4 separate regions of the Homo sapiens genome follow, and regions 1, 2 and 4 are each linked to region 3. A link is a loop called in an ENCODE intact Hi-C map of the cell type or tissue named here. Cell type or tissue: heart right ventricle. All regions are shown on one strand. Each heading gives the region's core, and the rest is flanking DNA. Links, peaks and the distances in the headings are about the cores only. Region 1 holds the start of C7orf57 (chromosome 7 open reading frame 57). Region 2 overlaps PKD1L1 (polycystin 1 like 1, transient receptor potential channel interacting). Region 3 overlaps UPP1 (uridine phosphorylase 1). Region 4 overlaps SUN3 (Sad1 and UNC84 domain containing 3).

Evidence for each region. Hi-C counts contacts between places; a loop is a spot of excess contacts. Peaks named below come from ENCODE experiments on the same cell type or tissue, not always from the same donor. Only the 100,000 strongest peaks of a DNase experiment are listed, where the experiment ranks them.
Region 1: a loop joins it to region 3, with 9 times the contacts of the local background. A loop is called at or near these places in 41 of 110 quality-filtered maps.
Region 2: it touches region 3 in a loop (2.6-fold over the local background); 3 of 110 quality-filtered maps call a loop at or near these places.
Region 4: a loop joins it to region 3, with 8 times the contacts of the local background. A loop is called at or near these places in 93 of 110 quality-filtered maps.

Annotation. Positions count from the first base shown.
Region 1 is chr7:48,030,709-48,038,494 of GRCh38, forward strand. It overlaps C7orf57 (chromosome 7 open reading frame 57), which reads left to right and starts at 4,835. Exons shown (of 9, transcript NM_001100159.3): 1 at 4,835-4,922; 2 at 5,500-5,655. The coding sequence starts at 5,601. It also overlaps a transcript of SUN3 not described here. RefSeq lists a silencer at 4,714-4,993. In heart right ventricle, for the core only: a CTCF peak has its summit at 4,697; DNase peaks (open chromatin) are centred at 4,753 and 5,419; H3K4me3 peaks cover 1,431 bases; H3K27me3 peaks cover 3,829 bases.
Region 2 is chr7:47,803,783-47,811,568 of GRCh38, forward strand. It overlaps PKD1L1 (polycystin 1 like 1, transient receptor potential channel interacting), which reads right to left. Exons shown (of 57, transcript NM_138295.5): 51 at 5,691-5,795; 52 at 4,465-4,605. The region is part of intron 1 of PKD1L1-AS1 (PKD1L1 antisense RNA 1); the gene reads left to right. Among named protein-coding and RNA genes, the nearest start is that of PKD1L1-AS1, 12 kb to the left of the region's middle. In heart right ventricle, for the core only: no CTCF peak of the experiment used is centred there; DNase peaks (open chromatin) are centred at 2,589, 3,129 and 3,689.
Region 3 is chr7:48,105,836-48,113,621 of GRCh38, forward strand. UPP1 (uridine phosphorylase 1) reads left to right here. Exons shown (of 9, transcript NM_003364.4): 7 at 1,038-1,247; 8 at 1,526-1,672; 9 at 2,383-2,901. The coding sequence ends at 2,522. It overlaps LOC105375271 (a long non-coding RNA gene), which reads right to left. Exons shown (of 4, transcript XR_927253.3): 2 at 7,257-7,397; 3 at 5,958-6,078; 4 at 5,340-5,869. Among named protein-coding and RNA genes, the nearest start is that of UPP1, 20 kb to the left of the region's middle. In heart right ventricle, for the core only: a CTCF peak has its summit at 4,518 (motif pointing left); a DNase peak (open chromatin) is centred at 4,516.
Region 4 is chr7:47,988,813-47,996,598 of GRCh38, forward strand. SUN3 (Sad1 and UNC84 domain containing 3) reads right to left here. Exons shown (of 10, transcript NM_001030019.2): 7 at 7,219-7,334; 8 at 5,503-5,670; 9 at 1-68. Among named protein-coding and RNA genes, the nearest start is that of HUS1, 13 kb to the left of the region's middle. RefSeq lists enhancers at 265-1,106, 1,107-1,947, 3,133-3,362. In heart right ventricle, for the core only: CTCF peaks have their summits at 3,095 (motif pointing right) and 3,299; a DNase peak (open chromatin) is centred at 3,129; H3K4me3 peaks cover 983 bases; H3K27ac peaks cover 1,088 bases.

The DNA of each region.
Region 1 (7,786 bases), core at 1,627-6,626, 75 kb before region 3:
GCAATAGTAATCTTGTATTTAAGTTATTATCCATATGTGTGAATATATCTTTAAGGATATATACCCAGAGGAGGAACTTCTGGGTCAAAGTCTATGTGTATTTTTCAAGAATAAATCCGCACATATACAGCCAACTAATCATTGATAAGTTTGTCAGGTGTACACAATAAGGAAAGGACACTGTAGTCTCTTCAATGAATGGTGCTGGGAAAAGTAGATATTCACATGCAAAAGAATTAAATTGGACAGTTATCTTACACCATACCCAAATAATACCTTGAAATAGATAAAAGACTTAAACATAAGACCTCTAACCATAAAATTCCTAGAAGAAAACAAGGAAAAAATCTCCCTGACATTGGTCTTGACAATGACTTTTTAAATATGACATCAAAAGCACATGCAAAAATAAATAAGTGGAACCACATCAAACCAAAAACCAAAAAGCTTTTGCACAGCAAAGGAACTTAATAACAAGAAAACAAATAACTGAATTTAAAAGTTGGCAAAGGTCCTAAATAGACATTTTTTTCCAGAGAAGACATACACATTGCCAACAGGCATGTGAAAAGCTACTCAACATCATTAATCATCAGGGAAATGTAAATCAAAACAACAATGAGATATCACCTCACAGCTGTTAGGATGGCTATTATAAAAAAGATAAACAGCTAGTGTTGCACAAAGTGGTACACGCCTGTAATCCCAGCTACTCGGGATGCTGAGGCAGGAGGACTGCTTGAGCCCAGGAGTTTGAGACCAGCCTGGGCAACATAGCCAGACCCCATATTTTAAAGAAATTGTTAATCTTAAAACAAACAAACAAAAATATATAAAGATAAGTGTAGGCAAGAATGCAGAGAAAATGTAACCCTTGTATACTGTTGGTGGGATGTAAATTGGTATACTCATTATGAAAAACAGTATGGAAGTGCCTTAAAAAATTAAAAATAGAACTACCTTATGATTCAGCAATCCCACTTCTGGGTATATATATCCAAAGGAAATAAAATCAGTGTGTTGAAGAGATATTTGCACTTCCATGTTCATTGTATCACTATTTACAAGCCAAGATATAAAAACAACCCAAGTGTTTATTGATGGATGAATGAATGTGATTTATGCACACACACACACACACACACACACACACACACACACGGTGGGTGTGTGGTGGTGGTGGGGGGAGAGAAAGAGAATGGAATATTATTCAGCCATAAAAAGTAGGAAATTGTGTCATTTGTGTCCACATGAATGAGCCTGGAGAACATTATGCTAAGTGAAATAAACCAGACACAGATAGGTGAATACTGTATGATCTAATTTATATGTGGAGCCTAAAAAGTCAAATGTGTAGAAGCAAAGAGTAGAATGGGAGTTGCCAGTGGCTGATGGGCAGAGGGAGTGGGAATGGGGAGATGTTGGTCAAAAGGTGCAGAGCTTCAGTTACAAGAGGAATACATTCCAGGGATCGAATGTACAGCATGCTGACTACAGTTAGCAACATTGTATTGTATACTTGAAATGTATTGAGGGAGTAGATAGATCTCAAGTGTTCTTACCCCACATACGCATACACAAAGGTAACTAAGTGAGATGATGAATATGTCAATTAGCTTGATTGTAGTAATTATTTCACAACGTACATGTGTATAAAACCAACATGTACAACTGAAACATAGAAGTTTTGTTTGTTAATTATATCTCAATAAAGTTGGAAAAAATCCAAAATGTGTCTTTAAAAATTTCAACCAAAGAAAAAGGCCATTATTTTAACATGCAGAGCACTGCAGAGTCAAAGAAATCCAGTCTCTCTCCTGTGTGAAGAGAAGATGATCTTGTTTCTCCAATGAGGCTGAAAACCCAAACTGCTATAACATTGAAATACATAAATATATATCAAAAAAGGAAACCTTGTCTTTAAATTACTCAGATTATCAGAAAAAAGCACAAAATGTAAAAGCCCCTCCAGTTGGTGGAACCCTGGTGAGACTATGTTGTATGTTCTAGAGGGAAAGACTGAGCTCACAGAGGTGAAGGTTGGAGAGGGGAATTATACAAGGGCTTTCAGCTGCTTGAGATTGGAACAGACAGTAACAAGGCAGGGCAAAAGTGGGAGAGATGGAAAAGCACAAATGGAGGATGTGTCCTGAAAGTTTAAATAAACTAGCTTCAGCCAACAACATGGGTAAACCAACAGAGACCAGGCAGGAAGGAAGGGCCAGAGGGCTTTGAAAAATCAGAATTTGTACTCAAATACATTTTTCCTCTTCTCAAAATGCTCATAAGCAGGAGATTATCTGCATATCTACAAGTAAAGTGAAAAAATTAGGCATAAAGTGAAAATATATGTCAGAGAATGTTGGATCTTTCTAAATACTGAGGCCGATTATGTGGTAGAAAGATGATTATGTCATAAAGTATAGAAAATAAAAACATTGAGATATTCTTATTATAAATAAATTATTCTTGTATCATGTTTTAATTTCCATGGCATCATTACCTACATTCTTGTCTGATCTGGTTTGCAAATATTTGTAATTTCAATCACACTGCAAAAGTCAAAAGTTGGCTAGGTGTGGTGGCTCATGCCTAGAGCCCCAGTGCTTTGGGAGGCTGAGGCAGGAACATTCCTTGAGGCCAGGAGTTGGAGACCAGCCTGGGCAACATAGCAAGACCATTGTCTCTAAAAAAAATTTAAAAATTAGCTAGATGTGGTGCTGTGGGCCTGGACTCCTAATTACTCAGGAAGCTAAGGTGGGAGGATCTCCTGAGCTTAAGAGTTCAAAGCTTCGCTGAGCCATGATCACACTAATGCCTTTCAGCCTGGATGACAGAGCAATATCCTGTCTCAAAAAAAATAAAATAAAAATAAAATAAAAAGTTTCTTCTAAGGAATGATAACACTTCATTATCACTGAACTTATGATTTCAGCCAGTCAAGAAGGTTATCAACTTGGATGAATGCTGTACTTTTTTGTTAATCCAATGGAGAATAGAGATGCTCTTTGGTCATGACAGCTCCAGTTATTATGATCAATTAAAAAAAAAAGAATAACCTTCTTGACTAGGCACGGTGGCCCATGCCTGTAATCCCAGCACTTTGTGAGGCCGAGGCAGGTGGATCACGAGGTCAGGAGTATGAGACCAGCCTGGCCAACATGGCAAAACCCCATGTGTACTAAAAATACAAAAATTAGCCAGGCGTGGTAGCACGTGCCTGTAATCCCAGCTACACCGGAGGCTGAGACAGGAGAATTGCTTGAACCCAGGAGGTGGAGGTGGCAGTGAGCCAAGATCACCCCACTGCACTCCAGCCTGGGCGACAGAGCAAGAGCAAGGCTCTGTCTCTAAATAAATAAATAAACTTCTCTTGACCATACAATCCCGTAGCTAGAGGATGCTGTGACTTGCACAAACAAAAGCATTTGTCATGCTTGGCAATAACCTAAGAGCGTGTATATGCAGTGGAACAAACATTTGACATTGCAGTATGAAGTCTTGATTACTCATGACTGGACCACTGAAGATGCTTAGAATTCATTATGATATTATATTAGAGCAGGATAAACCACAGAATTAGAGTTAATTCCTGCACAAAAACTATCTTCTCTTTAACCAATTCTGATATTACCTGTCTCCTGCTAGATTTCTAAGGCTATACTCGTGTAACAGAAACAGACTCATGTTCAGTTCAAGTTGTCAAATACCCACCATTATGAAAAGTCTTGATTTAAAAAAAAATTTTCAACAAGAGAAAACCAAGGCTGCTAACTGTTGCTGCAGTCGTTGGAACAACAGGATTTCTTTGAATGTTCTCTGTATCAACTTATCCCCTCAAACTCTCACAAGCGGTTACCACCGGGTAAGTAGCCCTTATTATTTTTGCCAGGGTTGTATAGGGCTTTCTGGGTATCAAAAGTGTCTCCTACTGAACTGCGCCATAGCTGTTGGTGTCTATTGGCCTCACCAAGCATATGCCAGATAGATAATCTTCATTCCCATGAAGCACCATTGGTAATATACTCATTGTACTTTCTGTAGATCTCAAAATCCAGGCAGGCAACAAGTTTACACTTAAGCCAAGTGTTTGGAGTTCTAAACGCGATTCCATATAAATATGGTTAAGAGCTTTAAAAAAAGTCTCTCAACTTATAAAACAGAAATATTCTCAAAAAATAAGATATAAGGAAGAATGTTCACATGATAATTTTATTATCGACACACAATTTCCAAATACTTATTAGTCTTGAAAAAAATGCATTAGATGAGAAATTTGCAAGCAAATTTGTCTAAAATTAAGGATTCCTTTACTAAGTGAATCATTACTCCTGCATCTCATTAGTAAATTCTTTTTATGTTTTATTTTTGTATACTGGTGGGGTGTTTTGTTTTGTTGTGTTTTTAGGGTGAGACAGTTATACTTATTTGGAAAACGTGATGCATGTCCCCAATTTTTCTGGACCGCTCTACAGTAACTGTGGTTCCCAGCCAGAGCGGCATGAGGAGGACTGAGGCCTGACTCTCTTCCTGCGTCCACGTCCCCACGTCCCCACGCCCCCACACCCCTGCAACAGTAAGGCCCTGCTCCCACCCCCGCTGCGTCCCGCCCGGTTCCCCGTGGCATCGCTGCGCTGCCCTGCCCTGGTCCGGCTCTGGGCTACGGGCAGTTGACAGGCGGCGCCCGCGCTCCGCTTCCTGCCCTGATTGGCCCACCGCTCCCCCTCAGGCTTCCCCTATTGGCTGACAGTGCTCCAGCCGCGCCCGCCGGTTGGCCGTTCAGCCGTTGCCCTGGCGACGCCGATGTTGTGGTTCCGCGGCGCGCTGGGAGTTTGGGTTTGGTTGGCTGCAGCCAGCCAGCCGTGTAAAAACTCCAACGCCGGGCGCCGCGGGCAGCACCCACGGAGACCCGCGGGGAGCTGGTGAGCCTGAGCGGGCTGGAGGACAATGGGGGCGCCCACTGTGGTCCCGGGCCTTGTCCACTGTGCGGAGCTCGCAGTGCGGGCAGTGCGCGCCGGGGCTGGAGGGAGGGGACCACCTTGTCGCCGGGTTGGGATGAGCACAGGGCGGGATCTCCAAGCCTGCCCAAGTCCCGCGGCCCCTTGGTTACCTGTTGCTTATCCTCTCTGTACTTGCTGTGTCCCTGGCGTGGACGTGCCTGTACTGGATACCCGGCGTGACGTGCCCCCTCTGTGTGCCCCGCACGCACGTGTCTCTGCTGAATACCCCGCGTGAATGTGCCCCTGCTGTGTACCCGGAGTGCGTACGTCCCTGCTGTGTACCCTGTGTGGACGTGCCCTGCTGTCTACCCGGCGTGCGTGTGTTCCTGCTGTATACCGGCGTGATGTGCTCCCTTCTGTTTACCTGGCGTGGACATGCCCCCTGCTGTATACCCTGCATGGAAGTGCCAGCGCTAGGCGATCGTAAGGCGCCTGCAGGCGTGTCAGGGCGAGGCGTACAGACCGACCCAGAGCGGGCGCGCGGATTTTGCTTTTGCAGCTGCAGCTCCTGGCAACTGGTCAAGCAGGCAGCGTCCAGCGCACCCGCGAACACCAGGTCCGGCAGCATCTGTCTTTTCCCGCAGCGTGCAGCGCCTGACCATGAGGAACACAAGCAAGGAACTTCAGGGCGCCACGCACCGCTACGCTCCCTGCGGTGAGTGCGCCCTGAGCGCGTCCCGGCCAGAAAGAGCTGGGTGCGTGCACTCTGCTTGCTAGACACGCTGTGGACCCAACGTCCTCTATGTGGGCTGGAGGGGGGTGTGAACGATGGAGGACCAAGTGATAAAACTAACAAGTCAAAGAAAGCCACAAACTGCTCCTGTGCCTGAGTGTGAAATCAAGACTTAAATATGAGTGGGGGGAGTCTTGTTTTTCTTTATTTTCAACAAGAGAGAACCAAGGCTACCTATCTTGGTTCAATCTGGAGCAACAGGATCCCTTGGAAATTTTCTTTGTCATAGTTCAACCCTATACAATTCTCACAACTGCGTTCCTGAATGTTGACCTGGGAAGTTTCTTCTCTAGCAGAATCCCCTAGGAATTTCACTGAATCCCTAGCCCTTGCTCCTACTTTAGACCCCAAGCAAGTTAAATATACATTCTGGGTTTAGTGTCTGGATACAGGAAAAGGAATTCAGTGAGGTTCATGTCTTCTTATGTGCCAGGGTTTGAAGTGGAGGAGAGGGGAAGGAAGAAGAAGTCTTGAGATGCTGTCTTCTGGGTTTTTTTTTTTTCCTTTTGCTATTGCTTTTTTATTTGTGAAAGGCTGTAGGAGGGTAGAGAAGAGGGTCCTGGGGATCAGCTGGGACAGCTGAGTTGCAGCTGGTCGGCACCCTGGAGCCAGCACATTTGCTCAGAAGTGAACCAAATGTGACCCTTCTTCATACTCTAAACATGCTGCTAGCCCAGAGCTCTACCTTGTGACCACTATTGAAGATAGTGTGGCCATGCTGGGGATTGGAAAGGGGACAGCACAGAAGGCCTGGCTGATTTGCCTTTTCCCAGTAGGCTCTGGAGCCTTTATGTGACTTCTGGGTGCCTTCTAGTGACCTTGTCTGTATGAACAGCAGTAAGGAACACTAACAACTGCCAGGCACTGTTCTAAGTGCTTTGTATTAATATACACTAACTCATTTAACCTCATAACAATGCTACAAGGTAACATTACCCCCATTTTATAGAGTTTGGAGTAATTTGCCCAAGGTCACACACTTCGTAAGTGGCTCCACAGCTGTTCTGTGAGGCCACAGCAGCCTAAAGCAGGAGCCTGTGCCCCTGCGGGTATGTGAACATATAACACACTGCCTTGTGCCTTAGAGACCAGAAGAGCTGGGGGATCTTCAGTTCATCTCATAGACTGTCACAGACTGTGTTTCCTCACTGATTAAATAAGAGTACTAATATATGGCAAATGAGAAGGCAGGGAAGGCTATATATATATATAAAAAATCTATAGGATAGTAAATGACTGATATTGTACAAGTGCCAACAATTTTTTGCATGATAAAAGCTGAGATAACTCTTAGTCCCTTTAACCCTCTGTGTGTGTGTGTGTGTGTGCGCGCGCGTGCGTGTGTGTGAGGTGGTCACAAATGGTTCTTACTGATCCAGGCCCTCATTCTCTGAGTGCCTCCTTTGTATGCATTTACAAATGGCCAACCAGATTCGAGTTCAGTGCCTGTCCACAGCTTCCAGTAATGAGAAGAAGGTAGAAGACACACTGTTCTCTGTGGATTAATTAGTAATCAAAACACAGAGCGGAAAAATAATGCAACAATCAAACGCCTTCTCTCAAATAGAAAATATTTGAACTGAATATGATCGGAGTATGAAGCTGCTAAATTCTCTTATTCATTCTTAAATTGATTCTCTGTGATCTTTTGTGCAATTCTTTAAATCTTTTCCAATTTTTTTCTTTCCTTTTCGAAACCATATAGTGTTGATTCAGCTATTTAATGTCTTTTACATACTTAAAAGATTGTCTGTATTAAATACCATCCATTAAAAATTCAATGTCTAAGCTTTTAGCTTTAAAGGATGGTTACTTCTCATTTCTCTGTGCTTACATAAATCAATTTATTCAGTACTATTTTCCTGTGCATCTACTGTAATAGTCAGCATTCTCCAAACCAAAATAACCAACAGCATATCCATGTCTATCTTTCTATATACATATAGATAGATAGATAGATAGATAGATAGATAGATAGAAAGGGAGAGAGAGATTTGTTTTAAGGAATTGGCTCACGTAATTGTGGAGTCTGGAAGGTTCGAAATTTGCAGTG
Region 2 (7,786 bases), core at 1,177-6,176, 300 kb before region 3:
TTCCAAGTAGGTTTTTAAAAACGTAATCCTTGCAAATACGGGAGGCACTCCACTTTATATCTCTAGAGTCTACGGCTCAGATAAACAGTGTGAACAGACAAACATAGTACAACTGGGGGGCATGGCAGACCCAGGGGCAAACAGCCTTATGGACTCGTCCACATTCACAAGGCCTCTAGGAAGGCTGCTCCCTTCTCCCCTCCCTACCAGGGGCTTATGGGGAAAGTACTTTTGGGTGTATGATCTCATATGCTCTCACCAAAATTATAAGCCCAAGAGAAAAGAAATGACAGCTGGATGGTTTAAAATCTATATGGGCAATGAATCAAGGTTTTCTGTTTGTTTTATTTCCTCAGTAATTGGGACAAAGTCAACAATGACTTCTGACAACCAAAACCTAGAGAAGCTGTGAGTGGCTGTCACCCCTCGGGTTCCCTTCAGAGCAGGCAGGGCCGCACATGGTTGAATGGGGGATGAATGGGGCTTTAGCCAGCACCGGCCAAGAAAAATGCAATGCAAGCTATGGGTAGAATTTTCTAGTAGCCATGTTTTAAAAAGTATAATTAAACAGAGTAAATTTGTTTTATAATATATTTTGTTTAAAATAGTACATGTAAAATCATAAAAAATAGCATCATGTCAATATGTAACCAACATAAAAATTATTGAGATATTTTACATTTTTAATTTTTTTTTTTTTTTTTTTTGAGAGAGAGTCTCAATCTGTTACCCAGGCTTGAGTGGCAGGATCTCGGCTCACTGCAACCTCCGCCTCCTGGTGAGTTCAAGCAATTCTCCTGTCTCAGCCTACCGAGTAGCTGGGGCTACAGGCACATGCCACCATAGTGGCTATTATTATTATTTTTATTTTTTTTGCATTTTAATAGAGACAGCATTTCACCATGTTGCTCAGGCTGGTCTTGAACTTCTGAACTCAGGCAATCTGTCAGCCTTGGCCTCCCAAAATGCTAGGATTATAGGCGTGAGCCACCACGCCCAGCACATTTTTAATTTTCATACTAAGTTTATGAAGTCCAGTGAGTATTTTACACTCACAGCACATCTCAGTTTGGACTAGCCACATTTGAAGTTCTCAATAGCCATGTGTGGCTAGTGGTGACTATTGGACAACACGGCTATAAACCTCCTGTGGACAGAGTGGAAGGGCCGCTTTCTTGCCTCCATCTGATTGAGGGATGCCATAAAGCCTTCTGAGTAATTGCCATTATTATGACTTTCATTTATGGAACATCTGCTAGGTGCCAAGCTGTTCCAAGGATATGTTTGAATGTGCCTGTACAAATACACACACACACACACACACACACACACACACACATTCAAATCCTAGCAAAACCCCCAAGGTATGTATCATAGTTCTACCTTATTAAGACTTGAAGAAAGTTAAGAAACTTGCCCAATGGCACATGGTCAAAGAGGAGCTGGGAGTGAGTTTTAGGTCTGCTGATTCTAAAGCCTGTGCATTTTCATTTTCACACACTCAAATCATAGTTCTTTAATCCTGGGTGTTAAATTCCATCATTAGAAAGTCATTTGTGTTTATCTTGAAGATGACTCGTTCTTCCTGCACCTGGGATGCAGCCTACATTGAAGTTAGAGCTAAATTCCTCTAACTGTCTCTACAGAGAATAATTTGACAAACAGCACAACAGGTGCCCACAGAAGTGGAATTAGGAGGGAAAGCCGTAGTGTGGGCAGAGGCCAAGGTGCCAGAACAGAGACGGGTACATGAGGGCACCTCAGAAGACAAACATGGTCTACACTGCACATTTCTGAAAAGCTGGCCCTGAACACACAGCAACACAGCAACAGAGCTGAATGGTGTGAGATACAGGTTCCTGCCTTGAGCACTCCTGGGTCAGGACAATGTGGACCATGTCCTTGGAGGGCCGTTCCATTGCATTATAGTTCTGTGCTTAGGAATGCAGTTACCCAGGACCCCAAGACCAGAGGCCAATTCCAGTGCAGCTCCTATATCAATGTGAGTGACCTTGAGCCAGTTGCTTAACCTTTCAGAGCCTCGGTCTAGATGGGTGGCATACTAGTACCTGTTTCATTAGATGGTTGGATAGCTCAACATACACGTGATTATATAGAATTTATGCAGTGCCTGGCAGGAGCTAACCTCAATACATGTCAGCTCTTCTCAGAAGCTAATTGAGGAATTGGAAATTGGCATCTGCCCTAGAAAGGATCCCCAGGGAAGAGGGGCTCTCCCCAGGTAAGTTTTTCTGGCAGGGGCAGGGAACATAATGAGAAAGATAGGACATCAGTGGGGAAAAGGGATATAAGGATGAACTCACTTCCCAAGGTCAGAAGTCAGGAGGAGGCTATTTACTGCAAGTCACCAGGTCAGTATGTAGACCAGATTCATGTTTGCCCTAGTCATGCTTCTAGAAAACCTCCCCTGTCCGCATCAGGTGAAAAGAACATCCTACATTCACTCTGCCCCCTATTCCTGAGGCCCACACCTGCTGGCCAATCAGTGACTAATCAGATGCTCTTGTAAGCTGTGCACTGAGAGACAGAAAGCTGGCCGCTATCTGTGGGCCTTTAAGCACAGGCAAGGGAGTGTCAGGCATGTCGGCATTGTAGCCCACAGGACCATGCAAGACTACAGTTACATGGGTAAGCCAGAACTCAAATAGTAGGAAGCGGGTTGACTAGCAGAGCTATACTATAAAAGGTAGACCAGGAAGCCTGCTGTCTGTCCCAGAGAGAGATGCCAATAAATTAAGCAGCCAGTCCTCATCGGGCCCTAATATTGGTACCAGGGGAGCAGTAGTGAACAAAATAGATACATTCTCTATTCTGCAGTTTCCAGCCTTGTGGGGGAAGACAGTAAACCAAATAATTGCTTAATGCAGATTTCATTAGATGCTGATAAGTGCCTGCAGAACAGGTCCCTGGTTGGCCTTGGCCAGCCCAGCTCTTCCCCTTTTATTGCTTATAGTTCTCACAATAACTGTTGAATGTGCTAGGAATGCAATATCCGGAGATAAGGAGGAACTACATGGAAGAGCGTGGGCTCTGGTCATGTTCCTCCAAGAAGAGGATGCCCTCTAACACTTTAGCACAGCATGTTATGTTCCCCCAGCTTATGAAACTTCAGGGCAGGCAGCTTTCCAGGCTCTCTGAACTGGTGCAAGCGGGACACACACAGACAGGATTCTGTCGGGACACACACAGACGGGACTCTGTCGGGACACACACAGACGGGACTCTGTCCACCCTGGTCAGCTTTCCTGAGGTGGGGGCACTGGCTCACCATGCAGCCCAGGCTTCTGCTGTCCCTGCCAATCTGTGAGTGACAGTTGCTTTGCCTTGCTTGTGCGAGTGTTCTGTCTCATCAGATTCATGTATTCTTTCACTTCAGGAGAAAAGCCAAATCTTCTGCTTGGGCTCCTTTAGAACCTGTTTCTTTCCTCTAGCCTAGGGAGTTTCTCTTGCTTGCAACAAAATGATCTCCAACAAAGAGGCAGGGACTGGGGCACTGGTGGAGGAAGCAGAAGTGTAGAGGAAACGAGCCTCATCCTGCCTGGTTCTCCTTACACAGCGGACAGGAGCCAAGGGGTGAGAGGGAGGTTGTGGGGCAGATGAATGGACCTGGGGAGAAGGGGCCTGAAGATGGAGGGGAACTGGCCCTTGTTCTCTAGGTTGCTATAGGACTCACCCAGCCCTGGGGGTGGCCCTGGGGCCCTGACCACCCTCTAGATGGGAAAAGGAGGACAAGGGGGTTAGGGAGGGGCTAGATCTGAGGGCAGCAGGGCAAGGAGGCAGAGTATGTGGGCTCATCTTCCACCACCACAGGAAGGCAGCGTCCCATGCTGTTGTGGGGGGATCCTGCCCCATCTCATCAGCCCCCTCCCCAGGGCTCGTCCAGGCCCATCTGTGCACATTTGCCTGGTCCTCCTGGTAGGAGCCCCCATCCCTGTGGGGAACCATTCCCTGCAGGAAGGGCTGCCTAGGGGAAGGAGGTACAGGGACTTTGAAACCAGACTTCTCTCTATTGAGGGACCTGATACTCTGTGAGCTTTGGTGTCTTCACTTGCAGAGTGGCTAATACTGCCTGCATTTATGACTGTCGCCAGAATGAAGAGAGAAAATGGTGTGTCTAAGCAAGTCAGCGCTAGCCTCCTTCCTCCATGCTGCATCAACACCTGCTTCCTGTGCCCCTTAGCGTCCCCTGGAGGCACTGGGGGAATTCCAGGCTCTTGAGTTCTGCTCCACGCAGAATCCACATACCCCAGTGTTCAAAGCATGTCTCAAGCTCTTCAGGCCCTTCACTGTCCTGGCCACTCCCATCTGCCAGCTCAGAGCATCATCTCTCGATATCAAACAAATCTGTTGTCTCGCACCTTCTAGAGTTTGTGTGACCTCTGCCTTTTGGATGGCATCACAGTGCATGGCCTCTATCTGCATGGCCCTGAGCACACCGTGTACCTGATTCCATGATGCCATAAGGGTGAGGTCCATAAATGCTCGGCAAAGTCCTCTGTGAAACTGGTTAGTGACATCTCCAGCAAGAGTAACAAGGTGGCCGGAAACTGCATAGTAGGTGAGGCTCACTCCAACCACGGAGAGCTGGAACATCCAAGAGAAAGGCCCTCAGATGGCTCCTGAGGAAGGGCTTACCTGGCACCCCATGTGACACGCGTTTGTAAGTTACAGTCATGAGTCACTTAACTACAGGGATGCCTTCTGAGAAATGCATCGCTGGGTGATTTTGTCCTTGGGGGAACATTATAGGGTGCACTTATGCAAACATAGACAGTCCCACACACCTAGGCTATATGAGACAGCCTATTGTTCCCAGGCTACAACCCTGTGCAGCGTGTTCCTGTACTGAATACTGAGGCAATCATACACAATGGTAAGTGCTGGTGTATCTAACTATATCTAAGCATCGAAAAGATACAGTAAAAATACAGTACAAAAGGTAAAAAATGATCCACCTGTATCAGCACTTACGATGAATGGCACTTGCAGGACCAGAAGTGGCTCTGGGTGAGGCACTGAGTGAGTGGTGAGTGAATGTGAAGCCCTAGAGCATTACTGTACGCTAATGTAGACTTTATAAATGCTGCACACTTAGGCTACACTAAATTTGTAAACACGTTTTTCTTTCTTCAGTAATAAATTAACCTTAGCTTACTGTAACCCTTTTACTTAAAAATCTTTTAATTTTTTTAAACTTTTTGACTCTATGATAACACAGCTTAAAACACAAATGCACTGTACAGCTGTACAAAAAATATTTTCCTTATATCCTAATTCCAAAAGTTTTTTCTATTTTTAAAAATTTTGTTTTAATTTTTTATTTTTAAACTTCTTTATTAAAAGCTAAGATACAAACAGACATATTTAGCCTAGGCCTACATACAAGGTCAGAATCAAGATGTCATTAGGTGACAGAAATTTCTTAGCACCATAAGATCTTATGGGACCACCACCTTGGCTGAAATTCGTGTGGTACATGACGGTAACTGTAACAACACTAAATGATACCTGATCTCAAATGCTGTTTTGAGATTAACACTACAGAGGGAGAAAACTGCAATAATGTTGGCAGTAGCTAGTGCATAATCAATTTCTTATTTAAATTATTTTTTCAAGATATAAACAGTTTATTGTTATTTTTCAAAAGAAAATGACACAAGAGAGGCTACCTCCAGCCAGTTCCTTGGCTTTCGCCAGTAGCTGAGGACGCCCTTGTCCATCATACGGTAGAGTTGAACACAGAGGTGGATCAGGCTGAGTGCCAGGAAGACCAGCTGGTGGAGAGAATGTAAACAAACAAGATCAATAGGAATGCTGATAAATTGTTTTTTGAAGGTCTAAACATGTGACCAGCTCCCCTGCCAATCACCTTTGAGTAGCTAGGATGCAAGCCCATTTCCTGTTCTGCAGAGGTTTAATCCTAAACTTGCTCTTCAGTAGGCACTTGGGGTGTTTGGTGCCTCTCCACAAGTCAAGCACTCACAGAAACTCCATGCCAGGGGTTAGAACCCAAGATGGTCTCTGCACTCAGGGAAAGCACGGAGTATGGGCATCTACGGCCACCAGGCCTCCCGACCTCCATGCTGATCCTCCAGTCCTTCCTTGGCACTGCTCAAAAGAGTGAGTTTCTGTGTACATGTGAAATAGATAACATATGAACTATATATACATATATATACTAGTTTTCTCAGCCAAGTAAAGTCTTCTAAAGCTCCCTTATAAGCACTTTCTTAAAGTTCTCTATGTGATTCTCTCTCCAGTGGTGAGTTACCTGTTGATTCATGCCTTTAATCACTAACCCAAACTCAAATTTAGTTATGGATTTGCAAGGAACTGAAGCACATCAGCAGGGCTTTATGCATCTTCTCTGTCCTCTGTTGGAGTTATGTGCATTGTGTCCCATTGGCCCGCTGTAAGGAGCTACACACATAATCAAAGCAGGGTTCACTTTTGGGTGCTGCAAGGTGTTTAACAGCAGTGCTGTGCTGAGCCTTATTGGAGCCTGAGGCAAAGAAACTATCAGGAAAACTGATCCTGCCATTGCTTACAATTTCCATATTTTGTCCAATATGATTTTTTGATATGAATTCTGATGTTTATAAATATTGCACCAGAATACTGTTCACCTTGATTACCAAGTATTTGTGGTGCCCCTTAAATTTGATGCCCAAGGTAAGTACTTTATGTGTCTCCCCCAGGCAGACCCTGACCAGTGGCCCATGCTCCCACCCTCCATTGCGCCCACACCAGCGCGAGCTGAGCTCTACACAAATCTCAGCCTTTACCGGGTCACTGAACAGTCCCTAGAGTCTAAAACCTCTTGGGACTCCCCTCTCTTCACTGCTAAAGCAAAGTAACCTTGACCTGAAGAGTCAGCAGGACTTAGTTCTTCATAGCAGAAAAGTCAACTACAGGCAGAAAATCAGGAAAGTTCCCAAGGAATAACTCAGAGTGACTTCTGGTGTTTTGGATTGTTCAGTGAAGCTATGTGGACATATTCCATCTCACCAAGACCCTGGGTACTGTGGACTGAAGATTTGTGTTCCCTTGAATTCACAGGTGGAAGCCCTAACTCCTAGTGTGGATATATGTGGGGATGGGGCTCCTAAGGAAGTAATCAAGGTTAACTGGGGCTCTGGTCCTATAGGATTAGTGTCCTTACACAAAGAGACTCTAGACAGCTCTCTCTTGCTCTCTTTCCCTGTGTATACCCACAAAGAAGAGGTTCTGTGAGCACACCGTGAGAAGGCGGCCATCTCCCAGGACTAGAGACCTCGCCAGAACCTCACCAGGCTTGATCTTGATCATGGAATTCCAGCCTCTGGGAGTGTGGGAAGTAAATGTCTCCTTCTTTTTTTTTTTTTTTTTTAGACGGAGTCTTGCTCTGTTGCCCAGGCTGGAGTGCAGTGGCGCAATCTCAGCTCACTGCAACCTCCGCCTCCCAGGTTCAAGAAATTCTCCCGCCTTCAGCCTCCCAAGTAGTTGGGATTACAGGTGCATGCCACCATGCCCGGCTAATTTTTGTATTTTTTCAGTAGAGATGGGTTTTCACCATGTTGGCCAGGCCGGTGTTGAACTCCTGACCTTGTGATCCGCCCACCTCGGCCTCCCAAAGTGCTGAGATTACAGGCATAAGCCACCGCGCCTGGCCATAAATGTCTCTTTTTAAAGCACCCAGTGTAGGCTATTCTGTTACAGCAGCCTGAGCTAAATCCCTGGGGGGATCTAAACATCAGGCCCAATTCCCCCGTGATGAATTTGGTAC
Region 3 (7,786 bases), core at 1,811-6,810:
ACCATCACATTTAGGGTTAGGATTTCAGCCTATGAATTTTGAGGGGGAAACCAGCATTCAGTCCAGGTCCATAACAATGGTCAAATCCCATCTAAAATTATTATAACACAAAGAATAAGGGGCAGAGTAATGTCCCTACAAACAGGAAACTACTCCAGGAAGGCACGCCCAGAACATAGAAACTGGACCCTAATAATGCATCAATCTGAGAGGAAGGCCAGGTAGGTCAGGAGTTGGTCATAGCTCACCTGGGTTTAGGGTGTGGGACTTCATTATACTGTTCTAGTCTGCCTTTTGCTGGTTTACTTTTCAAGTATTTGCCTGAAATCTTAAATATTAACAAGGTATGAAACAGGGATCAATGAAACACATCATGGTATATGGTTCAGTGACAGACAACAGTGGGAAATCGCCGTGAATGGAAGCAAGAAATATGGGACAAAGTACTTGAAGGTTCCTGGCCATTTTTATTTTATTCTTTTTTTTTTCTTTCGAAATGGAGTTTGCTCTTTTTGCCCATGCTGGAGTGCAGTGGCGTGATCTTGGCTCACTGCAACCTCTGCCTCCTGGGTTCAAGTGATTCTCCCGCCTCAGTCTCCCAAGTAGCTGGGATTACAGACACCCGGCACAATGCCTGGCTAATTTTTGTATTTTTAGTAGAGATGGGGTCTCACCATGTTGGCCAGGCTGGTCTTGAACTCCTGACCTCAGGTGATCTGCTCGTCTTGGCCTCCCAAAGTGCTTGGGATTACAGGCGTGGGCCACTGCACCCAGCCCTCTACTTTGTTTTTTGTGCCTTTCTCTTCCATAGTGTCCATAATGATCATGCATTAATTACTTTCATAGCTTAAAAAAAAGTTGAATGGGAAAAATGGGTCACTGTGTATTTGAGAACAGTACTGGATGCTTCGTGTTTGGATGTGTGGGTGGATCTGCTTCTTTCTTCCATATGCTCTGCTGTGTGCTCCCTGGCTGCCCTGCTTTAATTTTATTTTGTTTTACACCCTGCATATCTTGATGTCTGCTTTTTTCCTCAGGTCTGGAGCCCGGCACTGTGGTCATAACAGAGCAGGCAGTGGATACCTGCTTCAAGGCAGAGTTTGAGCAGATTGTCCTGGGGAAGCGGGTCATCCGGAAAACGGACCTTAACAAGAAGCTGGTGCAGGAGCTGTTGCTGTGTTCTGCAGAGCTGAGCGAGTTCACCACAGTGGTGGGGAACACCATGTGCACCTTGGACTTCTATGAAGGTGAGGCAGCGGATACGAGGAGGCATCTTTCAGCCAGGGAACCCTGGTCCGTCCCCTGAGCCTGCCTTCTCGCTGTGGACTGGCGTTTCCACTTGCCAGGCTGCTGTCTCAGTTACACTTCGCCCAGAGTGGTTATAATGACCCGTTTGAGTGGTCATTATAGGCAGGACCTGGATGGGTCTTGCTTGTCCCTGTGTCCTTCTGGGCATCAGTGGCGCTGATGTGTTGTAGGAGCTTCTCACATGCATGTGGTTCTCATGTCTCCATGTGTGCCTCAGGGCAAGGCCGTCTGGATGGGGCTCTCTGCTCCTACACGGAGAAGGACAAGCAGGCGTATCTGGAGGCAGCCTATGCAGCCGGCGTCCGCAATATCGAGATGGAGTCCTCGGTGTTTGCCGCCATGTGCAGCGCCTGCGGCCTCCAAGGTAAGCGGCACTTGATGGGCCTCGGCGTCCCCTCCTCCCTTCACTTCTGCTCTCCTGGAGCCCCTCGCTGGGGCCCCTCCTCCTGGGGCACCCCGATACCCATTTCTGGTTTCTGTTTCCGCTGCCCCCAAGTCACTTTCTGACATATGTGTTGTCACCACAATGCTGTTCAATGTCTGACTGTCACACCCTGACAAAATGCAGGATTCTCAGTGACCTTGTGCAGGAAAAATGACAAAAAAGCTTTTGCTGCCCCATGAGGCTGCCACCAGGTCTATAAAAAACTCGGCTTTCAAAGCGCTTTGGCTTTCTGAATTGTGGTTCATCTACCCTCAAGGTACTAGCCACCCTTGAAGGCCAGCTCACAGCTCTGCAGAATTCCCTTATCACCTCGGCCAAAACGTGCCTTTCAAGGTGGTGCTTGCAGCCCTGAGCTGGTCCTGGAATGGTGAATTCCTTTTGGAAGCAGGCACGAGAATAAGGGAGGGACAGGGCAGGGTGGTGTCAGAGAGGGAGGAGTCTTCCGAGCCCCTGGACCAGCGCCTTTCCCTCCCGCACTCCATCCTCCGGCCCCGCCTGACTGCATGGGCAGCCTGGTTTCCTGAGGAGGCAGAGAGGCTGCTCCTCAGAGCTCGTGGGTTCTTCATCCCGTCCCTGTGAAATGTTAGACCCCCGGCACCTTGCCTTGATGTGGTCTTTGTCCTTTGCAGCGGCCGTGGTGTGTGTCACCCTCCTGAACCGCCTGGAAGGGGACCAGATCAGCAGCCCTCGCAATGTGCTCAGCGAGTACCAGCAGAGGCCGCAGCGGCTGGTGAGCTACTTCATCAAGAAGAAACTGAGCAAGGCCTGAGCGCTGCCCTGCACCTCCGCAGACCTGCTGTGATGACTTGCCATTAAAAGCATTGTCCAAAATCCCCTGTTGTGTGGACTTTGAGCACACTTTACACAAGAATCTAGAAAATCAGATCGCGATTAAGAGACAGAGAATCTTGGATTAACCGCATGGGAGATGTTCTTCCTTTTGAAGTTTCATTGGAGCATTTTCAATGATGTTAGCCTGATTTGGGGTTTCTTCAAGAACATTCTACCAAATTTTTGTACTATTTCTAGGGAAATTTTTCAGACTTTAAAATTCTAATGGTAGTCAGATTTCATGTCACTAAACAAGAAATCTGACAATAGTGCCAGGAAACTAATTTCCTGATACATTAAAAAAATTCCATGCACCACTTGCAATGAGAGATGACTGAAAACCAATGAAGCAGACAGCAGGGGTGTTTGAGAAATAATGCGTACCTAAACAGGCATATACACAGTTTCCAAATTATAGTCACACACATTCCCAAAACCATCCACACCAGCTTAATCACACGACAGTAATCCTCCCACCCATTGTCCACAATGCTAGTGTCTTGATCCAAGTACCTAGGGATGGGAAACGGGACACCTGGGCTCAAGACAGCTTGTCCTATTGTTTCTGTCCATGGCTTGTCAGCCTTGCATTCATTCCTGGCCTCACACTGACATTCCTAGACTCCGTGTCTCTTAGCTTCCTTCTCGGTTGCACCTTATAGTGGAGGGGAGAATCCAGGGTGGCCCCTCTGTCTGTCTCGGGTGAGTCTGGCAGCAGCTACTTGGGCAGGCCTAGGTCCCCAGCTCAGGGGCAGCTGGGTCTTGGGTCTTCACTGGCTTGTGGGTTGCCCAGGCTCCTGGCTGACTTCTCAACTCTCCCCACATCAGTGTGGCCACTTTCTGGTATTTATTGTTTCCTGTCCTTGAGATGGGCTTATTTCCTGGTGGGCTCTGAGGGACACTCCCATGCTCAGGGGCTCTGCTTAGCAGTTTGCTGTGTGACTTGGAGTGGCCAGGGAGGTGTGTGGGGACCTTGGTGTGGGTGCATGTGTGTGGTCTGTGCACTCTTTAATGTGCCTTCCCTGTGATTCTGAGATTCAACCCAAAATGAGGGTCATTCAGCATCTACTGAGCCCACATGCCCTTCTAAGTGCTAAGAGCAAGAGAGATCCTTGTCCCAATCAAAAACTTCCTTCCCTTCCACCTTCTCAAGCTCTAGGGTCTGTAATACAGATTTGCTTAGGGTGGAGAGTGAGTCTCCTTCCATTTCTCCCTCAGCACTTCTTGGTCCCTTTGTTGAAGCTGTCCAGGAGAAATTGGAACCCTCAAGGAGACTTCAGGGTCCTGGGATGTGGCTGTGCAGTCATCTGTGCACCCAGGGCAGCATGCTAAAGGCTCTGCTCCTGGCTTCTCACTCCAGCACGAGCTGCAGGGGCTGGACTTGCTACTATTGTGCGCTCATCTGTCTCCAAATTACCAAGTGCCCCCAGACTTCAACTGGATGTCACCATGCCCCTGTGGGTGCAGGACCCAGTGTGGGATAGCCTTTCTATCCTCTGACCAACCAGATGATGTTTATCACCAGGCTCTGGGGCAGGCTGAGGATGCAGGTGCGGACCATTGCCCCAGGCAGTAGGGGACTTGCAGGTTAATTTCTTTCACACCTCAACCCAGGCAAGTGTGGCCAGGTGGGCCCGCCACTTCCTAGGAGGACATCTTTGATAAAGCAGAGAAAAAAAACCACACAGAAATAGAATTTAAGGCTAAAGAGGAGGCTGCTATTAGTAAGAAAAGGGCTAGTTTGTTTTTGAGGTGTTTTGTCTCTGCACTGCCTGGAAGTCTGTCTCGCTGGGGGAGCTGTCACAGAGCCTGTGGCCTGAGCACCCTCCTCCGGGACAAGGCAGAAGGTAAAATGACTTCTGAACATGAGATTCTTTCTACAGGTGTCAATGGCCAAGCTGCAGCTATTGGCACTGCACTGCCCTCTGCTGGCTATGTGAGGTAGTGCACATCAGCCACCCCCAGGTGGATCTCTGTTGATCTAATCGGGCGACATCCCTGACCTTACAGGTGAACTCTATACCCCCTGACACGCAGGAAATGCCGGTTGAACAACACATCTTGTTCTGATTGAGTAAACATGAACTTGTTGGATTAGTTTATGTCGGCCTAAAAGGAAGAAGCTGAGGCAAAATTGGTAAAAGTAGAGAAGTAACTGGGTCCAAGCTTGAAGACTGCAACCCAAGAACATAGATTCAAGTTCCCCTGAATGAACACTCTGATTAGCAGCACTTACAAGTGGATTTTTAAAGGTAAAAGGGACAGGGAATGGGCTGATACACAGCTGTCTGCCAGGAATTCTCATTGGTTTACAGAAATGATATTGATCAATGGCTACACATTGTTAAGCCATAGAGTGTGGGTTCTAGTATTCAGTGTGGCATTATTAAGTTAATTTATAGCTACTTGTGGCAATAGCAAGCAGTTCCAAGAGATGAATACATAGTTAAAAAGGGGGAGTGATTGATGTCTTTTTCTTGAGACAAGGTCTTGCTCTGTCACCCAGGCTGGAGTGCAGTGGTGCAATCACAGCTCACTGCAGCCTTGACCTCCTGGGCTCAAGCAATCCTCCCACCTCATCCTTCTGAGTGGCTGGGAATACAGGTGCACGCCACCACAACCTGGCTAATTTTTGTATTTTTTTGCAGAGATGGGGTCTTGTGTGTTGCCCGGGCTGGTCTTGACCTCCTAGGTTCAAGCGCCCCTCCCACCTAGGCTTCCCAAAGCATTGTGATTAGAGACGTGAGCCACTGTGTTTGGCTTATTGTCCCATTTTAATGTCTCTCTGGCTGTAATAATTTGAAAGGTCTCAAATTCCTCAGATGAAAGTTATTTTCTTTCCTCATTTGGCTACCAAGATGTCTCTGGAGCTGACGTTATAAATGTCCTCACATGAGTGTTACTTGAATTCCTCGGGAGACGACCAGAAACTTGGTCCCCTTCCTCACCCCGCACTGGCCACTCTTTGACTTTCAGGCCCTTGTGCCACGCTGGTATCATTGGCTTGGTCCCCTTGTGGGGGCTTCCCACAACCTGGGCACTGGCCCCTTCCTCAACCCCTCCTCCATTCCCAGCGCTGGTGATAAAGACTCTTCTGAGCAGGAATATAATGACACCAACATGGTTCACTTTCGGTGCTTTCAGCAAGGCAGAGAGAATTAGGAATGTAATTGGGATTGTTCTGATGGAACTAATTACCCTGGATTTCAAAAATCGTTGTCAGCGAGTTCACTCCATGTTTTCCTCTAGTGCAGTCCTTAAGTGATATGCTCAGAATGCCTCCCACTAATGTGAAAAAAAAATGTTAATAATTATCCAGCCCTTTGTAAATTGGAAAATCAGCACGTCACTAGTGAGTTAGTCAAGAGTTTACCTCAGGAAGCCTGCCACGCTCTCACATAAAAGGTTGGGCTTTGGTGTCAATTGCAGAGGTGGCCACGCTCCTCCTGCTGCCTCCTCGCGGTCCAGTCTCATCACAGCGGTGACAATGCCACCTTGACCAGAAACAATGAGATGATGGTTTGTCTTTATAAATGACAATAGGGACAGTGGAATATGTTAGAGCATGAGCTGTGCGTCTCCTATACCTTTATCCTTAAGCCTAGCACTAAGCCACGTTTTAAAGCCAGGTGTCCATCATATATTGTATTATCCGGTAATTCCACTCCTGCTCCTGGGCTTGCATGGAGAGAACTCATGTGGCCCAGGAAACATGGACAGGAATGTTCATAATTGCAAAGGCCTCGGTAACAAAAGCCAGAAGTCCCCAAATATCCATGTGCCAGAGAACAAATGCAATGAGTTTGGTGTGCTCAGATGATGAAAAACAGTGAAAATAAATGCAGACACCTTCACCATCAGTACAGAACCATCTCAGGTAACATTCTAAGTGAAAAAAGCAAATTGTAGAATAGTACCTACAACATGATTCCATTTATATAAAGTTTGAAAATGGACAAAACTAAACAATATGTTGTTTAGGATTACGTGCATTTCATTGTAAGACTAGGGGAAAAAACTCCACCAGGGATTGAGAAACCCCAATTGAGATCAGGAGTTTCCTCTGTTGGGAGGCAGGGTGCATTTGGGAGGAGGGGGGACCCCCAAGGACATCAAAGATGTTCTGTTTCCTAGGTTAGGAATGACTTTCACATCAGGGCTTCTGGGTTCCATTGCAGCTTACTCATATTTCAGTACTCCTTGGTATGTATGTAATAGTAGAATATCATCTCATTAATCACCACCCAGACATTAGGCTCAACTTATAAAATAAGGAAGCAGTGCTAGTATAAGAAAATAGTACTGCTCTGCTGGTGCTTAGTAGTTTTTCAGTTACCACGTACATGAAGGAGAGTGATTTCTGACCGATTTTCATGGAGTAGGATCAGCTCTGCAGATGTGAGCTTTTAATAATAGCTAATATGTATTGAGCCATCGTTGTCAGGCCCCTTGTGTGGAACTTCCATCAGCGATCCTGCCTGGCCCTCTCCCCATCTGTGTTATCCCCAAATGCCAGATGAGGACACAGCCTGGGCTCAGGTCTGTGTGAGGGTTGGGACTGTGCGGCCACAGTGTGTTATTCACATATGTGCACACATACACACCTGTGCGTTTCCATGCACATTCATGCACACATTGTCATACATGCACAGCCATGCAGAAGTTTACTTACTAGGAAAAGAGTAGCACTCAGTTCTCTGGACTTCACAAGGAGAGGAGAACACAGGTATGAATGTCAGTCCTTGGCATCCCAGCGTAGTCTGTGCTGCGGTGGGGTGGGGTGGGGGCTGGTAAGAGTTCTCCTTTAGGGTCTCTTTCAGTGAATGTTTTGTAGGAAGAAAATTTTAAAAAGGGTAAAATCATGACTGCCATACAGAAATGAAATGAACATGTGTGTTATGGAAATAAAGCCAACCCGCCAGTGGTAGGCCTTTCCATGTCCAGTCTAGGAGAGAGAAAGCCCCAGTTATGTGTGCTGAGACTCCACGCGTGTGGGAGGGGACTATGTGGAGGGAGTCTTACATTACACAGTGAAGTGGAGGAAAAATGAGAACTTCCCCCAGATCTCCTTGAAGGGTGACTGGATGATCTTGTGACAGTCCCTGCGTGCCTCCCGAGGGTGCCTGAGTTATTTGGGTGCATGTGTTCCCAGTTCTAGGGGGCAGAAGGCCCTAGACCTTGCTTTATAAAATCAAAATCTCT
Region 4 (7,786 bases), core at 1,080-6,079, 120 kb before region 3:
GTTCCTGTTTTGTTATATATAAACTGACCTAGGAAAATTTCTTCTCCTTCACATTTTTTTGTGATGCCCTATAAAGAAAGCAACAGATATAGAGATTGTAATGAATGGATGCAGTTGTGTTTTCAAAAAGAACCAACAATTCACCAAATATCTCTGTGTGTCCACCAGGGGCACAGTGCTGTGATCATGCCAGTACTAACCTATACACCCAGAGGATATTTAACAAGGGGTCAATGAGGCCCAAGGCTGATCACGGGACTGACTAAAAGGATAGAAGATGGATGGACACACAGACAGATAGATAGATAGATAGAGAGCTAGATAGATAGATCCATAGATAGATAGTTAGAAGATAGATGATTGACAAACAGCTGATAGATGGAAGACAGATACATACATATAGAGCAAATCCCAACATTAACTTTGACCTGATAACTATATTTGCAATAAGCATACTTTGAATAAAATAAAAATGCGTCGCCATACTGAACTGATGTTTACCAAAATGAGATAAACATAAGCCCATTGCCAGATTTTGATCACACAAATAATTTCCTCTGAAAAGTAAGCTCCCGTTGACTGACAAAAACACTGATTTTTTTCTTTGTATGCAATTTCTCTTGTGCTTTTTGTTCTTCTCTACCCTTCAAATTGAAGATTTGTGAGAGGATAACGCACTGGTGCAAACTAATTTATTTTGTGAATCTGAAGTTTATTGTTAGGTTCCTTAAATTGTAACACAGCAAAATAAACAGTACATTCATTAAATCATTTTATAATAAAAATATTAATATCAAACTATAACATTTTTATTAAAAGAGTTGGATACATCATGGTTACATAATGTACTCACAATTATATATGTATGTGGGGAAAAGAGAGATCAGACTGTTACTGTCTCTACGTAGAAAGAAGTAGGCATAAGAGACTCCATTTTGTTCTGTACTAAGAAAAATTCTTCTACCTTGAGATGCTGTTAATTTGTAACCCTACCCCAACCCTGTGCTGGCTGAAACATGTGCTGTGTCAACTCAAGGTTAAATGGATTAAGGGCTGTGCAGGATGTGCTTTGTCAAACAAATGCTTGAAGGCAGCATGCTTGTTAAGTCATCACCACTCCCTACTCTCAAGTACCCAGGGACACAAAACACTGCGGAAGGCCGCAGGGACCTCTGTCTAGGAAAGCCAGGTATTGTCCAAGGTTTCTCCCCATGTGATAGTCTGAAATATGGCCTCACGGGAAGGGAAAGACCTGACCATCCCCCAGCCCGACACCCGTAAAGGGTCTGTGCTGAGGAGGATCAGTAAAAGAGGAAGGCCTCTTTGCAGCTGAGATCAGAGGAAGGCATCTGTCTCCTGCTCGTCCCTGGGCAATGGAATGTCTCGGTGTAAAACCCGATTGAATATCCCATCTCCTGAGATAGGAGAAAACCGCCTTAGGGCTGGAGGTAAGACATGCTGGCAGCAATATTGCTCTTTAAGGCATTGAGATGTTTATGTATATGCACATCAAAAGCACAGCACTTTTTTCTTTACCTTATGATGCAGAGACATTTGTTCACATGTTTTCCTGCTGACCCTCTCTCCACTATTACCCTATTGTCCTGCCACATCCCCCCTCTCCGAGAAACACCCCATAATGATCAATAAATACTAAGGGAACTCAGAGACTGGTGCCGGCGCGGGTCCTCCGTATGCTGAGCGCTGGTCCCCTGGGCCCACTCTTCTTTCTCTATACTTTGTCTCTTTGTCTCTTTCTTTTCTCAAGTCTCTCGTTCCACCTGACGAGAAACGCCCACAGGTGGGGAGGGGCAGGCCACCCCTTCATATGTACACATGACTCAAGCCTCATATATTCTCTTTAGCTTAAGACAGGAGTGCTAGTTTTATTTCTACCTCCTTTATCACCTTGTTGGGTTTTTTTAAGAAACAGGATCTGATGGAATACTATGCAGCCATAAAAAAGAACAAGATCGTGTCCTTTGCAGGGACATGGATGGAGCTGGAGGCCGTTATCCACAGCAAACTAACACAGGAACAGAAAAACAAATACTCTATGTTCTCACTTGTAAGTGGGAGCTAAATAATGAGAACACATGAACACAAAGCGGAGCAACAGACACTGAGATCTACTTGAGGGTGGGGGGTGGGAGGAGGGAGAGGAGCAGAGAAATACCTGTTGGGTATTACTACTTACCGCCTGTATAACAAACCTGCACATATACCTCTGAACCTAAAATAAAAGTTAAAATAAAAAACAAATAAACAACAAAACAAAACAAACCAAAAAAACGGGGTCTGGCCATGCTGCCCAGGCTGGCCTCGAATTCCTGGGCTCCAGTGATCCTCCTGCTTTAGCCTTTTAAGGAGCTGGGATCACAGGAGCAGATACTGCGCCCAGTCCTTTTATCACCTTGTTTTAATTTTACTTGGTTCATAAATTCTTTAATGTAGAAGAAAATGATGAGAAGCAGTTTTTATTACTAAAGGATTCCTGCCTTTGGGATTCACCCATAATTTGTCTAAATAATGAACGTGTTCACCTTTCTGAGATGGAACTTAGCTGCTCAAACTCAACTTTTCAGAGACACCACTTGCAGGTGGTGTGGGCTTCTATGAAAGGACAGCAGCCCTTTGTTTTGAAACTCCAGATATGGAATGTAGAGGCATTTGGGTGACATATAAGGCAGGCTGTTTAACCCAGGGCCCTCCTCCAGATGGGAAGATCATAATTGAAGGCATAAACCTATATAAGGCAAAAGTGGGAGTAGACAGTAAAACCAAAAAACAAAACAAAACAAAACAAAACAAACCCCAAAACAAACAAACAGAAAAACCAAAAAGTGAAGATGGCCAAATGGCGCCTGGAGAGAAAGAACACAAACTACTCGGGCTGTACGTGGACCCAGCAGCGCAGGACTTAAGCGGCAGGTTCCCAGGAAGGCCGGAGGAGGGTGTCCATGTGGGGAGCGTGTGGGTGAAAGCGTGAGGGGGAGTGTGGGGGAAAGGAGCCCAAATCTGCGGCTTAGCTAACAGTCATTTCAAAAAGCAGTTACAACGCCTCCACGCCCCTCCAGCCCCGCCTGGCCCAGCAGAGGGCTCTCTTCTTCCTCCCATCTCTAAGACCACTGCCGGCGCCGCCCCAGAACCGCCCACAAGAGCATGGCCTCTGCACAAAGTGGTGACCCCGCGGCCCTCCTCTCCCCAGCAGCTCATGGTGTGGTGGGCCAGGCTGGCACCTCCTGTGCACTGCAGGAGTCCTCTCAGGGTCAGCTCTCCTGATAGCACACTTGTGACTCCCGACGAAATGGCCCGACCAGATGATTCCCGCTGCAAACTCACGACGGATGAGCCCCACCGTGCGCGCAAAGCTTCCTGCCGGCTTTGCACCGCCTAGCAATTCATGTGACAAGCATCACAGACATGGGAGAAAAGTGTTGTACAGGAAACAGAGAGACGCTACCCGCAAGGGGGAAAAGTGGGGCTAGGAAATCCAGACCCGGAAGCGAGCAGAAGAAAATGAGACAAGCCTACAGTTAATATATTCAGAAGCATAAGAGAAGGTACTGCCTTCATAAAAGAAAAAAATATAGGCTCTAAAAAAGGGAATATGTATAGAAACAAGAAGTCTCAGAAAGTATAATCATGACAGCAGGAATGAAAATTTCCGTAGAGGGGTTAAAATGTGAATTGATATGATCTTCCAGAAGGTGGAACAAAAAGCAGAAAAGGGAAAGAAGAAACACTTTTTAAAAATAATAAATTAGACAGTAAGTTGAATCCTCAGGATGCATGAGTGAAATCCCACGACAACAGTTGTGCATCAGGCCTACCTAACAAGGCTGGAGCAAAATGCTGAGGGCGCCAGAGGGATATCTTGGGAAAAAAAAAAGAAAATAAATGAAAAGAAAGTGAAGGAAGGAATAAAGAAAGGAAGAAATTTATAAGTTATCTGATGTGAATCAACATAATGGGGGAATATTTGTACTTCTGAAGAAGAATTTGGGAAAGTTTTAGTAATAGGAATGCAGAAAACTAAGCAAATTAAAGAAAAATAGGCTGGGCACCAGTGGCTCACGTCTGTAATCCCAGCACTGTGGGAGGCCAAGGCGGGAGGATCCTGAGCCCTGGAGTTTGAGACCAGCCTGGGCAACATAATAAGACCCTTATCTCTACTAAAAAATTTAAAAAACAATCCCACGAGTTTGAAGTTGCAGTGAGCTGTGATTGTTCTCCAACCTGGGCAACAGAGCTGAGACCCTGTCTCAAGAAAAAAAAAATGTAAAGCAATTATTACACTCAGAAACATTTAAAAAAATGGAAGAAAGTAGTATTTAAGTACACTAAATAGCTCAACTGAGAGCTGTTTTGTTCACATAGTCACTGTGAAAACATTGAGTATTGCTTGAACAAAAAGATAATACAGTCTTCTAGCAGTGCCTCAAATGTTAAACCTACATTTACCATGCTATCTAGGAATTCCAGTCTTAGGTATACACCCAAGGAAAACAAAAACTCATGTCCACACAAAAACTTGTACATGAATGTTTGTTGAAGCATTATACATAATGACCAAAAAAATGAAAATAATTCAAATGTCCATCAACTGATGAATAGATAAATAAAATGTCATATATCCATACAATGAAATGTTATTCAGCAATAAAAAATAAATGAAATATTGAGACATACTACATCATAAATGAACCTTGAAAACAGTATGCAAAGTTAAAGAAGCCATTCACAAAAGATCACACATTATAAATGATTCAATTTATATGAAATGTATAGAATAGGTAAATTTATTGAGACAAAGTAGACCAGTGGTTGCCAGGGGCTGGAGGAGTACACTAGGGGAATAGGAGGTGACGGCTAAGGGGTATGGGGTTTCTTTTTAGGGTAAGAAAAATGTTCTAAAATTGATTATGGTGATGGATACACAACTCTGTGAATACACTAAAAGCCACTGAAGGGTGTACTTTAAATGGGTGAATTAATTGTTATGGGAATTACATCTCCAGAAACCTGTTTTGTTTTTTAAATTAAGACATAAATATTTTGGGAAGATGGAAGTGCCATGGAAAAGAGTTAATCTTCATTTTCAATGAGAGGATGTCATAATCAAAACTGAAAAATCAGGAAATAATGGCAAAAGCCAACATGGAGGCAAGTACCCAAATAAACATCTAAAATTGTTGCAAGTAGAAGCTTTGGGATAATGAGAATTGGAGATGTGGAGAAGTGGGACAAGGAATTACTGTTTCTTTACAAACTTTATGGAAATATTTGATTTTTACTTATACATGTATAACTTTGATAAAAGTAAAAATAATAATATAAATCATTTGGTCCAACTCTCTCTCTTTGTAGGTGAGAAAGCAGAAGTCCAGGAAATAAGTGACACAACTAGTTATCTGTCCTAGTTCAGAGGACAGCCCCTAATTCCTAGCCAACCACCTTCTATCAGGCCAATCTGAATGACAAATTTAGATAGCTTCTTACATAGACAGAAAATTCCTTGGGTGCACTGGAGATGTTTCCTGACGGAGACACCTTCTCTGAGATGTGCTCCATGGTAACAGCAGTTGGTATGATCTTTGTAGCAAGCTTGATTAGGGTATGACCCTGGGAACCTGGAAAAGCCCAGCACTTTCCAGGGTAGACATCCGGCTGGAAAGAAAACACTGAATTAATCTCTTAACTAGTTATGTGAATCCATTCCCACAATACTGGTCAGCTAATCACTATTGACTGCAGATCTCTCTTATGCCTATCAAATAGGAAAACTCCCAAGGCACCTCTAGTGTGGTTGTTCTTCCAGAGCACTGTATGCTTATATCAATCAGAGCCCTTTATCATATGAGCATGTTTTCTTTCATTGCTCTAACTAGACTGTAAGCTGTTATAAGGCAGCTAGAGGGCATGAGTGGTGGTGCTGGTAAGGCTAGTGATGGTGGTAGTGAGGATGATGATGGTGACCATTGTGATCATTGTGGTGATGATGGTGGTAATAATGGTGGCAGTGGAGGTGACAGTGATGGTGGTGGTGGTAGTGGTGATGGTGATTGCAATGGTGGTCATGGCAATGGTATCACCTAAAAAGGTGGTGGTAGAGGTAATGGTGATGGTAGTAATGGTAGTGGTGGTTGTAGTGATGGTGATAATTGAAGTGGTAGTGGTGATGGTGATTGCAATAGTGGTCATGGCAATGGTATCACCTAAAAAGGTGGTGGTAGAGGTAATGGTGATGGTAGTAATGGTAGTGGTGGTGATAGTGATGGTGATAATTGAAGTGGTAGTGGTGATGGTGGTGATGAAGGTAGTGGTGGTGGTGGCAGTGATGGTGGTGGTGGTGGTGACAGTGATAGTGGTGGTGGTGATGATGATGGACATGGGGGTGGTGATGAAGAAAGATGGTGAGGTGGTGGTGGTGGTGGCAGTGATGGTGGCTGTGGTGGCAGTGATGGTGGTGGCGGTGATGGTGATGGACATGGAGGTTGTGATGAAGAAAGATGGTGCTGGTGGTGGTGATGAAGATGAGGGTTTTGATGGAGATGGGGGTGGTGGTGGTGGTTATGGTGGTAGAGAAGAAAAATGAGGTCTACTACTTTGTAGATATAAACTACAGCCTGGAATAAGATCAGTGGGTTTTACCCCTGAAAGTTCTAAATTTGCAACTAACTTCAGGTGTATGGATCAAAGTTGAGAGGTGCTCTGCTGTCTATTGATGGCTACTGCCTTTAGACTGTAACTGAAAAGTTTGGTGGGGATCTTACTTGGAGATTTCTCCTGTTATAATTAGACTTAAGAACATGTGGTCTGAATAGCACTTAACATAGTACAGTACTGGCACTTAGGAGACAAGTACTTTCAACAAATGTTTGTTGAATGACTGAAGTTTTCAATGGAAAAGGATGGTCACAGAATCAACTTACAGAAAAGACATGGAATGTATATGTTTTACTTGAAAATAAAATAATCTAGTTTACTAATCTTAAAATGATAAATAAGTAAATAATTAATCATAGTTTACTGACCATAAAATAAGACATAATTCATGCAGTGTACTGACTATAAAAATATAATGAGATGATTTCAGATTCTGTGACAAGTTCAGACACTCTTATATTGCCTCCATTTTTAAAATTAACATTTTCATGATAAATAATAAGAACAAAATTCTAAAATAGAAATAAGTGATTCTTAATTTAGCTTTACCTGAAGAATAATATCTGGAGGCATTTCATGATTTAGGAAACCTATCCCATGCCAGTACAATTTTGCTTTATTATTTTTATAACTTTCTGAGGTCCCAGCTTCAATGATGGAGGCTCCTAAAATTATAAAGTAAGTTGTAAAATAAAGAAACAACATACACAATTCAAAACACATCATTTGAATTTTAACAATGTCTCTAGAAAATTATTACTGGGCAAATTATAAGCGAGGTAAAATTCATACTCAGGAATTGATAGGAAAAGTATGACAGTTTTCACTACCACTGAAATTTTGTCATTTTGAAGAAAACTAGTTTGTTCTGTTTAGTTTCACAAAATGTATGATTAAAAAAATTGAATTTTGAGGCAAGTAAATTAGAGATGAGAATATTATATGGATTCTGTATCACCTAAAAACGTATATAGATCTTTATATTTTAACAGCTCATGTGATAAATGAGACTTCCTGTCATTCCCATTCACTCAATAACAAAAAAAGCAGAAAACCAACAATGCTCCAAATGTCCTTCAAGTTACATTTGTAGCAATTATGCAGATTCATTGAACTC